Linked DNA regions of Homo sapiens: region 1 is linked to region 2. A link is an interaction called in ENCODE POLR2A ChIA-PET data of the cell type or tissue named here. Cell type or tissue: OCI-LY7. All regions are shown on one strand. Each heading gives the region's core, and the rest is flanking DNA. Links, peaks and the distances in the headings are about the cores only.

Region 1 (5,465 bases), core at 181-5,180, 190 kb before region 2:
GAGTTCTAGTTTCTCCATATTCTTGCAAACAGTTGGTATTGTCAGTCTTTTTGTTTTTAGCTATTCTTGTGGATACTTTTTTAAAAAATTAAATTAAATATAAATGTACAATTGTAGTTCTCAATATTTAACCCGTCTGTTCTGATAAATACAAAAACCTGTTTCTCTCAAATGCTATCTGAAATTTCAAAGTAAAAATAACAGCAATGATATTTAAAAAATTTTTTATTTCCAAAGCTTTCGGGGTACAAGTGGTTTTTTTGTTACATGGATGAATTATATAGTGGTGAATTCTGAGATTTTAGCCCACCCATGGCCAGAGTAGTGTACATTGTTACCTAATGTGTAGTTTTTTTTTATCCTCAGCCCCCTCCTATCCTCCCCCATCTGATTCTCTAAAGTCGATTGTATCACTCTGTATGTTTTTGCCTACTTGTAACTTAGCTTCCACTTATAAGTGTGAACATACAGTTTTTGGTTTTCCGTTCCTGTGTTACTTAGACTAATGGCCTCTATCTCCATCCAAGTTTCGGCAAAAGGTATTATTTCATTCCTTTAATGGCTGAGTAGTATTCCATGGTGTATATACACCACATTTTCTTTGTCCACTCGTTAGTTGATGGGCACTTACGTTGGTTCCACATCTTTGCAATTGTGTATTGTGCTGCTGTCAACATACGTGTACAAGGGTCTTTTTCATATGATGACGTCTTTTCCTTTGGGTAGATATCTAGTAGTGGGATTGCTTGATCAAATGGTAGATCTACTTTTAGCTCTTTAAGGAATCTCCTCCATACTGTTTCCCATAAAGGTTGTACTAATTTAAATTCCTACCAGCAGTGTGTAAGCATTCCCTTTCCCCACATCCACATAAACATCTATTGTTTTTTGATGTTTTAATAATGGCCATTCTTGCAGGAGTAGGGTGGTATCTCATTGCAGTTTTAATTTGCTTTTCCATCATGAGTGATGTTGAGCACTTTCTCATGTTTTTTGGCCATTGTAGATCATCTTTTGAGAAATGTCTATTCATGTCCTTTGCCCATTTTGTCCACTTGTTTTGTTTTTTTTTTCAGAGGGAGCCTCACTTTGTTGCCCAGGCTGCAGTGCAGTGGCGCAATCTCGGCTCACTGCAACCTCTGCCTCCTGGTTTCAAGTGATGCTTAAGCCTCAGTCTCTCAGTTGTAGCTGAGACTACAGGTGTGCACCACTATGCCTGGCTAATTTTTGTATTTTTAGTGGAGATGGGGGGTCTTACTATGTTGTCCAGGCTGGTCTCGAACTCCTGAGCTCAAGCGATTCGCCCACCTCAGCCTCCCAAAGTGCTGGGATTACAGATGTGAGCCACCAGGCCCGGTCTTTGCCAGCTTTTTAATGGGATTATTTGTTTTCTTTTTCTTGCTGATTTGTTTGAGTTCCTTGTAGATTCTGGAAACTAGTCCTTTGTTGGATGCATCTTGCAAATATTTTCTCCCCTTCTGTGGGTTGTCTGTTTACTTTGCTGATTATTTCTTTTGCTGTGCAGTAACTTTTAAATTAGGTTCCATTTACTTATCTTTGTTTTTGTTGCATTTGCTTTTGGGGTCTTAGTCATGAATTATTTCCCTAGGGCAATGTCTAGAAGAGTTTTTCCAACATCGTCTTCTAGAATTTTTAGTTTCAGGTCTTATATTTTAGTCCTCGGTCCATCTCGAGTTGATTTTTGGATAGGATGAGAGATAGGGATCCAGTTTCATTCTTCTACATGTGGCTTTCCAGTTTTCTCAGCATCATTTATTAAATAGGGTGTCCATTCCCCAATTTATGTTTTTGTATGCTTTGTTGTAGATCAGTTGGCTGTATGTATTTGGCTTTATATCTGAATTCTCTATTCTGTTCCATTGGTCTATGCATCTACTTTTTTTTTTCCCAGTACCATGTTGTTTTGATATCTATAGCCTTGTAGCATACTTTGAAGTCCAGTAATAGGATGTCTCCAGATTTGTTCTTTTTGCTTAGGATTGCTTTGGCTGTTCAGGCTCTTTTTGGTTCCACATGAATTTTAGGATTGTTTTTTCTACTTCTGAGAAAAAGTGATGCTGGTAGTTTGATGGGAATTGCATTGAATCTGTAGATTGCTTTGGGCAGTATGTTCCTTTTCACAATGTTGATTATTCCAATCTATGAACATGGAATGTGTTTCCATTTGTTTATGTTGTCTATGATGGCTTTCAGCAATGTTTCGTAGCTCTCCTTGTAGAAGCAATGGTAATTTTTGAAAATGTGTTCTCAACTTACATATGCTTCCACTTTATGATCTATACTAGCTCTCCACTGCAAAAATTTACAATGATAATACAACAAATGTTTGTTTTCTCACTCAGCGAGCACAAAAGATTATTTCTGATTCCAAAGTGATTATTGTGTTTATCACTTTTAATTGTATAATATGGCAGGGGAAAAATCCTGATTATATGAGCCCTTTCCCTGTTTAGGTACTTTAAAAATAACTGGAATTTCTAGGTAAACATTAAATGCATATACACAGTCATCATTTGCCTGGTGGTTAAGAGTATAGGCCAGGAGTCACACTACCCATTTGCAATCCTAGCTCTGCTAGTATGTTGAATAAGAAATTGTTTTGATGGGGGAGTTGCTGAATAGGAACAGCTCTGGTCTACAGCTCCCAGCGAGATCAACACAGAAGACAGGTGATTTCTGCATTTCTGCAGAAACGTGACTTCTGCATTTCTGCAGATACGTGACTTCTGCATTTCTGCAGAAACGTGACTTCTGCATTTCTGCAGAAACGTGACTTCTGCATTTCTGCAGAAACGTGACTTCTGCATTTCTGCAGAAACGTGACTTCTGCATTTCTGCAGAAACGTGACTTCTGCATTTCTGCAGATATGTGACTTCTGCATTTCTGCAGAAACGTGACTTCTGCATTTCTGCAGATATGTGACTTCTGCATTTCTGCAGATATGTGACTTCTGCATTTCTGCAGATATGTGACTTCTGCATTTCTGCAGATATGTGACTTCTGCATTTCTGCAGATATGTGATTTCTGCAGGTGATTTCTGCATTTCCAAGTGAGGTACCTGGTTCATCTCGTTGGGACTGGTTGGAAAGTGGGTACAGCTGAAGCAGGGCGGGGCATCATCTCACCTGGGAAGCACAAGGGGTCGGGGGATTTCCCTTTCCTAGCCAAGGGAAGCCGTGAGTGACTGTACCTGGAGGAATGGTACACTGCTGCCCAAATATTGTGCTTTTCCCACAGTCTTCGCAACCGGCAGACCAGGAGATTCCCTCCTGTGCCTGGCTCAAAGGGTCCCATGCCCACGGAGCCTCACTCGCTACTAGTGCAGCAGTCTGAGATCAACCTGGGATGCTGGAGCTTGGTGGGGGAAGGGGCATCCACCATTGCTGAGGCTTGAGTAGGCAGTTCTATGCTCACAGTGTAAACAAAGTGGCAGGGAAGCTCGAACTGGGTGGAGCCCACCGCAGCACAGCAAGGCCTACTGCCTACCGAGATTCCACCTCTGGGGGCAGGGCATATCTGAACAAAAGGCAGCAGATAGCTCCTGCAGACTTAAACGTGACTGCCTGATAGCTCTGAAGAGAGCAGTCGCTCTCCCAGCATGGCGTTCGAGATCCGATAATGGACAGAGTGCCTCCTAAAGTGGGTCCCTGACCCCATGTAGCCTGACTGAGAGACACCTCCCAGTAGGGGCCACAGACACCTCATTCAGGCAGGTGCCCCTCTGGGATGAAGCTTCCAAAGGAAGGATCAGGGAGCAATATTGGCTGTTCTGCAGCCTCCGCTGGTGAAACCCAGGCAAACAGGGTCTGGAGTGGACTTCCAGCAAACTCCAATAGACCTGTAGCTGAGGGTCCTGTCTGTTAGAAGGAAAACTAACAAACAGAAAGGAATAGCATCAACATCAACAAAAAGGACATCCACACCAAAACCCCATCCGTAGGTCACCAACATCGAAGACCAAAGGTAGATTAGACCACAAAGATGGGGAGAAACCAGAGCAGAAAGGCTGAAAATTCCAAAAACCAGAATGCCTCTTCTCCTCCAAAGGAACACAACTCCTCGCCAGCAAGGAAACAAAACTGGATGGAGAATGAGTTTGACGAGTTGACAGAAGTAGGCTTCAGAAGATCAGTAATAACAAACTTCTCCGCGCTAAAGGAGCATGTTCTAACCCATCGCAAGGAAGCTAAAAACCTTGAAAAAAGATTAGAGGAATGGCTAACTAGCATAACCAGTGTAGAGAAAAGCTTAAATGACCTGATGGAGCTGAAAGCCACAGTACGAGAACTGCGTGAAGCATACACAAGCTTCATGAGTCAATTCGATCAAGCGGAAGAAAGGATATCAGTGATTGAAGACCAAATTAATGAAATAAAGTGAGAAGACAAGATTAGAGAAAAAAGAGTGAAAAGAAACAAAGCCTCCCAGAAATATGGGACTATCTGAAAAGACCAAATCTACATTTAATTGGCATACCTGAAGGTGATGGGGAAAATGGAAAGAAGTTAGAAAACATTCTTCAGGATATTATCCAGGAGAACTTCCCCAACCTAGCAAGGCAGGCCAACATTCAAATTCAGGAAATACAGAGAACACTACAAAGATACTCCTCGAGAAGAGCAACCCCAAGACACATAATTGTCAGATGCACTGAGGTTGAAATGAAGGAAAAAATGTTAAGGGCAGCCAGAGAGAAAGGTCGGATTACCCACAAAGGGAAGCCCATCAGACTAACAGTGGATCTCTTGGCAGAAACCCTACAAGCCAGAAGAGAGTGGGGGCCAATATTCAACATTCTTAAACAAAAGAATTTTCAATGCAGAATTTCATATCCAGCCAAACTAAGCTTCATAAGTGAAGGAGAAATAAAATCCTTTAGAGACAAGCAAATGCTGAGAGATTTTGTCACCACCAGGCCTGCCTTACAACAGCTCCTGAAGGAAGCACTAAACGTGGAAAGGAACAACCAGTACCAGCCACTGCAAAAACATGCCAAATTGTAAAGACCATCAATGCTATGAAGAAACTGCATCAATTAATGGGCAAAATAACCAGCTAACATCATAACGACAGGATCAAATTCACACATAACAATATTAACCTTAAATGTAAATGGACTAAATGACCCAATTAAAAGACACAGACTGGCAAGTTGGATAAAGAGTCAAGACCCATCGGGGTGCGGTATTCAGGAGACCCATCTCATGCACAAAAACACACATAGGCTCAAAATAAAGGGATGGAGGAAGATCTAACAAGCAAATGGAAAGCAAAAAAAAAGCAAAGGTTGCAATCCTGGTCTCTGATAAAACAGACTTTAAACCAACAAAGATCAAAAGAGACAAAGAACGCCACTACATAATGGTAAAGGGATCAATTCAACAAGAAGAACTAACTATCCTAAATATATATGCACCCAATACAGGAGCACCCAGATTCATA
Region 2 (5,465 bases), core at 184-5,183:
CTTCTAGTGTATGTATTTTAAAAATTGGCTAATACAAGGTGACTAATTATTTATTCCTTTGTTTTCTTTTAAGATTTTAATAGATTTAGCTCTTATATTTAAGTCATTGATCCATTTTAAATTAACTTTTCTGTATGTTGTGAAGTAGGAGTCCAACTTCTTTCATTTGCGTATGGAAATTCAGTTGTCCTAGTATGTATTGTTGAAGAGCTATTCTTTCCCACTGAATGGACTTGGAGCCCCTTGTTAAAAAACAATTGGCCATAGATGTATGGGTTTATTTCTGGACTTTCAATTATTTTTTATTGATCTATCTATCTTTCTTGATTACCACAGTTTGCAATACATTTTGAAATTATGAAGTGTGCATACTTTAACTTTTTAAGGATTACTTTAGCTATCCTGGGTCCCTTGCCTTTCTGTATAAATTTTAGGATTAACTTGTCAATTTCTGAAAAAAATTCAGCTATAATTTTGATAAAGATTACATATGTAAATATACCATTCAATCTTTGCTAAAAGAGCTGGAATGGCTATACTAATATTTGATCAAATAGATTTTAAAACAAAATTGTTATCAGAAAAGAGGAGGGATTTTTTAATGATAAAGGGTCAATTCGTCAGGAAAACATAACACAGAGCCAGAAATACTTAAATCTGACAGAACTGAAGGAAAAATAGACAATTCAACCATAATATTCCACTGTCAATAATGAGTAGAACTAGGTAGAAGATTAAAAGGGAAATACAAGACTTACAAAGCACGATAAACCAATGAGATCTAATAGACATCTGTAGTACACTCCACCCAGCAATAGAAAATATGTGTAAACACATAGGCACCTAAAAATTTCCATTTTTGAGCTTACAACCTATTTGTGTTTCTGAATATAAAGTATGCCTTTTACACACAGTATATAATTGAATCTCATATTTTTATCTATGAGACAAATCTCTGCCTTTTGATTGTAGTGTTTAATTCATTTACACTTAATGTAATTATAAGTATTTGCATATGCTGTTTTGAAATTTGTTTTCTCTATGACTTTTGTATTTCTTGATCCTTCATTACTGACTTTTTTTGTGTTAGATATATTGGGGTGTGCCATTTTAAATTTCTTGTTGCTTGGCTATTTTTTTTAGTTATTCTTATTGGTTGTGCTGGAACTTAAAATTAACGTCTTAAGTTATAACAGTCTAGTTCAGATGAATCCTAACCGAATTTCAACAATATCTACACTTTGCTTCTGTATAGCTTTGTTTCTTTTTCCTTCTTTGTACCATTATGTATACAAATTACATCTTTATATAATATAATCTCAACATAGGTTTATTGATTATGATTATAAATTATTTATGCAGTTGTTTTTAAGAATCAGATAGGATAATAAAAGATTTATAGAAAAAATACATTTCTTTTATCTTACTTTTACCTATTTAATTACCTCTACCAATACCTTTTATTTCTTCATATGGATTCAAGTTGCTGTATACTGTCCTTTTATTTTATCCCAAAGGACTTCCTTTAGTACTTCTTACAGGGTGGTTCTGTTAATAGCAAATTCTCTCCACTTTTGTTTATCTGGGAATATCATAATTTGTCTTTCATTTTGAAAGGATATTTTGCTGTACATAGAATTTCTGTTTGACAGTCTTTTATTTTCAGCACTTTGAATATGTTATCCCACTTCCTTTTGGACTCCTCAGTTTGGATGAGAAGTCAGATGTTAACCTTTCTGAAGCTCCATTTTATCTGATGAGTTGCTTATCTCCCAGTGTTTTCAAAATTTTCTGTGTCTGATTTTTGATAGATTAATTACAATGTGTCTAAGTGTAGATCCTTTAGAGTTTATTTGAATTTTTGTACTTCTTTGTTATGCAGATGTATGTTTTTCTCCAAATTTGAGAAGTTTTCAGCTATTATATCTTCAAACATTCTTTCTGACTCATTCTTTTATCTCTTTCTGGGACTCCCATTATGAGTATGTTGGTACATCCTCCAAGTCATTAAGGACCTTTTAATTTTTCTTCTTTTTTTTCTTTCTGTTCCTTAGACTAGATAATCTCAGCTTACTTATCTTAAAGTTTGCGGATTTTCTCTTCTGCCTGATCAAGTCTGCTGTTAAGTCTTTCTAGTAAATTTTTAATTTCAGTTATTATATATTTTACTGCATAATTTCTAATATTTTAAAATAATCTATATATCTTTATTAATATTTTGTATTTTTTGAGCCATTGCTCTTATACTTCCCTTTAGTTCTCTAGAAATGTGTTCCTTAGTTCTTTGAATGAGTTAAAATAACTGATTTAAAAGTCTGTCCAGTAAATTCAATGTCTGAGCTTCCTCAGGAACAGTTTTTGTTGACTGTTTTTTCCCCCTCTATATGGGCATATGTTCCAGTCTCTTTGGACATCTTGTAATTTTTTGTTGAAAGTTGGACATTTAAAATAATATAATGTTCAACTCTGCAAGTTGAATTCTTCCCCCCAACATTAGTTGCTGTTTCTGTTTCTTGTTGCTTTAATTATTGTTATTTATTTGTTCAGTGAGTTCCCTGAAACAAATTATGTTAAGTTTGTTCTTTGTCATGTCTGGCCACTGAAGTTTTTGCCCAGATAGCAGCCTAGTGGTCAACTAATGGTTGGACAGAATTTCCTTAAATGCCTTTAACAGGTATATATCCTAGTCTTTGCCAAGGGATTCTGTGCATGTTAGGGTGCATAGTCAGTACTGTAGCAGAGTCGACACTATAGCAGAGTCAATGCTATAGCAGTCAATACTATAGCAGAGTTTACAGCTCTGCCTTATCCTTAAATTTCTGCTTGTACAGGGTCTCAATGTCTGCCACAGGTGAGATATTTGGGCCTTTCTGGGTCCTTCTTAGGTATATGCATAGTCCTGCACATTCATGGGATCTTCTAGATTCTCAGCAATGTATTAGAGCTTTTCAAATTTTCCTACAGGAATTCCCCACATTTTTCTTTTAATTTTTCTGGTTAGCTTCTTGTTTGCCCCAAGTGATATCCCCACCTCAGACAGTTACAGTGTTAATCGATTATTAATTTTTTTTTTTAGAAACACCCCGGGGAAAAGGCTTTTGCACTGAGTAAGCTCTTATTCAGGTCAAATAATCACATTTGCTCTGAGTTTCCAGGGAGCTAACAGACAAGAAAAATAATGACAATTCTTTGGTAATGGGGCATTGTGGAGAGCTCCAAGCATGTTTTGCCCCTTCTAGTGGCTGCTTGGCTGCTAGTTTTCACAGCTGATGTAGTTGTGAGGTTATCTAGATCAATAACCATATCTTATCACCTGCTTTCTTAGACCATGTCTGACACTAGGTGCTAAAAGTTGAGTTTTCTGCAAATAGTAACTGAGATGGAGTTTGGTGTACAGAGTATTTATTAAGCTTCAGCCTTTGTGTTAAGGGAGGGAGAGAAAGCAGAATTGGGCAGAAGGAGTTGAAATATGATCCAGGCCCACCAAAGCCTCAGCTAAATCCTTGGGGAGTTCTGGAATGTATTAAGCCTACAAGAGTTATCTCATGTTGATCCAAAATAGTTGAGTCTATGTGTCTCCACCTCAATCAGTCATTGGATGTGGTCCTTCCTGGGAAGAGTGTGCCACTGAGTGAGGCAGATCTCTTCAGTGTTCCACAGCTGAGGCAAAACCCGAAGGATCTGACAGCTAAAGGCAGTGGGCCAGCAAATGTAGCAATAGATTCTTGAAGGGTAGACATATATGGCCAGATCGTATATGTGATATGGGCCAGACACATATATGATCACACGTATGTGCCACATATATGATCACTAGGCACATATGGGGCCAGATAGCCTTAATTTAATCAGAGACTAAGCTGATTTTGCCTCATTGTTATAAGGCTCCGTCTACCTCTGGTTTTTCTCCATTCTGAGAGTGTGGTTCTCCAGTAGTCTCAACTGAGAAACTGGTAGGCTTACTATATTCCCTTCCTCCTTGAGTAGTTCCAAATTTTATTTTATTTTCTGCTCAGAGCAGTATAATTTCTGTAATTTCCATTCTACTTTTCTGAAGTTTTCTGCTTAGTTCTTTAGGCTCCTGCCCTCTGTGGCAAATGCCTTGCAAGGCAACCCTCCCAAGTGATAGATCTGCTTCTCTATGTCTCCCCTTTCACTGCTCACCTGGCCCCTTAGTATCTGGCTGCTTCAGCAACACCAAACTCTAATTTTTGTCTCTTCGCCTTTGTGGAATTGCCAAAAGTTCTGCTGGCTTATCTTGTCTTTGCAGTGGTCACATGTGTAGCACCATGCCAAGAACTGGCAAGTTCCATGAAGGACAAGGCATACACAGATTGTAGACTCTTAGGGCATGTTCTCACTTAGCTAAATGATAAGAATACATAGACACATAGAGGGGAACGACTGATACTGGGGTCTACCAGAAGGTGGAGGGTAGGAGGAGAAAAAGGATCAGGAAAAATAATTAATGGGTACTAGGCTTAATAAGTGAGTGATCTGTACAACAAACCCCCATGACACAAGTTTACCTATATAACAAACTTGCATATGTACTTTTGAACTTAAAATAAAACTTTAAAAAAGAATGTAGACTCTTTGTTCTATAGTTATCTTCTCTCTGGGACCTTGGCCACTCACATCTTAATTATCTCATCAGCTCTCAGATGCCTTCCAACAGATGTTTCTTGTGTTTTATCTGGCTTTTCTAGTTGTACTTGACAGGGGCATTGATCTGCTGCAAGTTACTACCTCATGGCCAGAAATGGAAGTTTGTTTTCTTTTTCACACGTTGTTTAGTAGAGGTCTGCTGCTAAATTAGGATTCCCTCCAAAAGATAGTATATAGCTAAAAGCCACTAGAAGGCTGAGTGAGTAAAACTGAAAGAGAAGTCCTTTAAGTCTTTTCTGTTTTAACTACATTTTCTCCTGTTTTATAAGAATGCTTACAGTCTTCATTAGTGGTAATTTGGAAAATGTAACCCATTGATACGGGATTTAAGAATTCATAGAGAAAACTTGAAAATAAAAAAATCATCAGTGTTATGTAACACTGTTGCTCAAAACATATCAGTTCTTGAAAATCAAAATAACATTATTAGTATCCTCTTTTTTTTTTTTTTTTTTTTTTTAAGATGGAGTCTCTGTCGCCCAGGCTGGAGTCTCTGTCGCCCAGGCTGGAGTGCAGTGACGCGATCTCTGCTCACTGCAAGCTTCGCCTCCCGGGTTCACGTCATTCTCAGGAGAATGTCTCAGCCTCCGGAGTAGCTGGGACTACAGGTGCCCACCACCACTTCCGGCTAATTTTTTGTATTTTTAGTAGAGACGTGGTTTCACCGTGTTAGCCAGGGTGGTCTTGATCTCCTGACCTCGTGATCCGCCCGCCTCGGCCTTCCAAAGTGCTGGGATTACAGGCATGAGCCACCATGCCCAGCCCATTATTAGTATTTTTTAATAACAAACTAAAAT

Evidence for each region. Peaks named below come from ENCODE experiments on the same cell type or tissue, not always from the same donor. Only the 100,000 strongest peaks of a DNase experiment are listed, where the experiment ranks them.
Region 1: POLR2A ChIA-PET joins it to region 2 with 7 read pairs; 3 of 35 experiments call an interaction of 5 or more read pairs at or near these places.

Annotation. Positions count from the first base shown.
Region 1 is chr4:47,920,697-47,926,161 of GRCh38, reverse strand. The region is part of intron 1 of LOC101927157 (a long non-coding RNA gene); the gene reads right to left. Among named protein-coding and RNA genes, the nearest start is that of NFXL1, 8.8 kb to the right of the region's middle. RefSeq lists an enhancer at 2,931-3,430. In OCI-LY7, for the core only: no CTCF peak of the experiment used is centred there; a DNase peak (open chromatin) is centred at 2,681; H3K4me3 peaks cover 322 bases.
Region 2 is chr4:47,735,606-47,741,070 of GRCh38, reverse strand. All of the region lies in intron 5 of CORIN (corin, serine peptidase), which reads left to right. Among named protein-coding and RNA genes, the nearest start is that of MIR8053, 86 kb to the right of the region's middle. In OCI-LY7, for the core only: no CTCF peak of the experiment used is centred there; no DNase peak of the experiment used is centred there.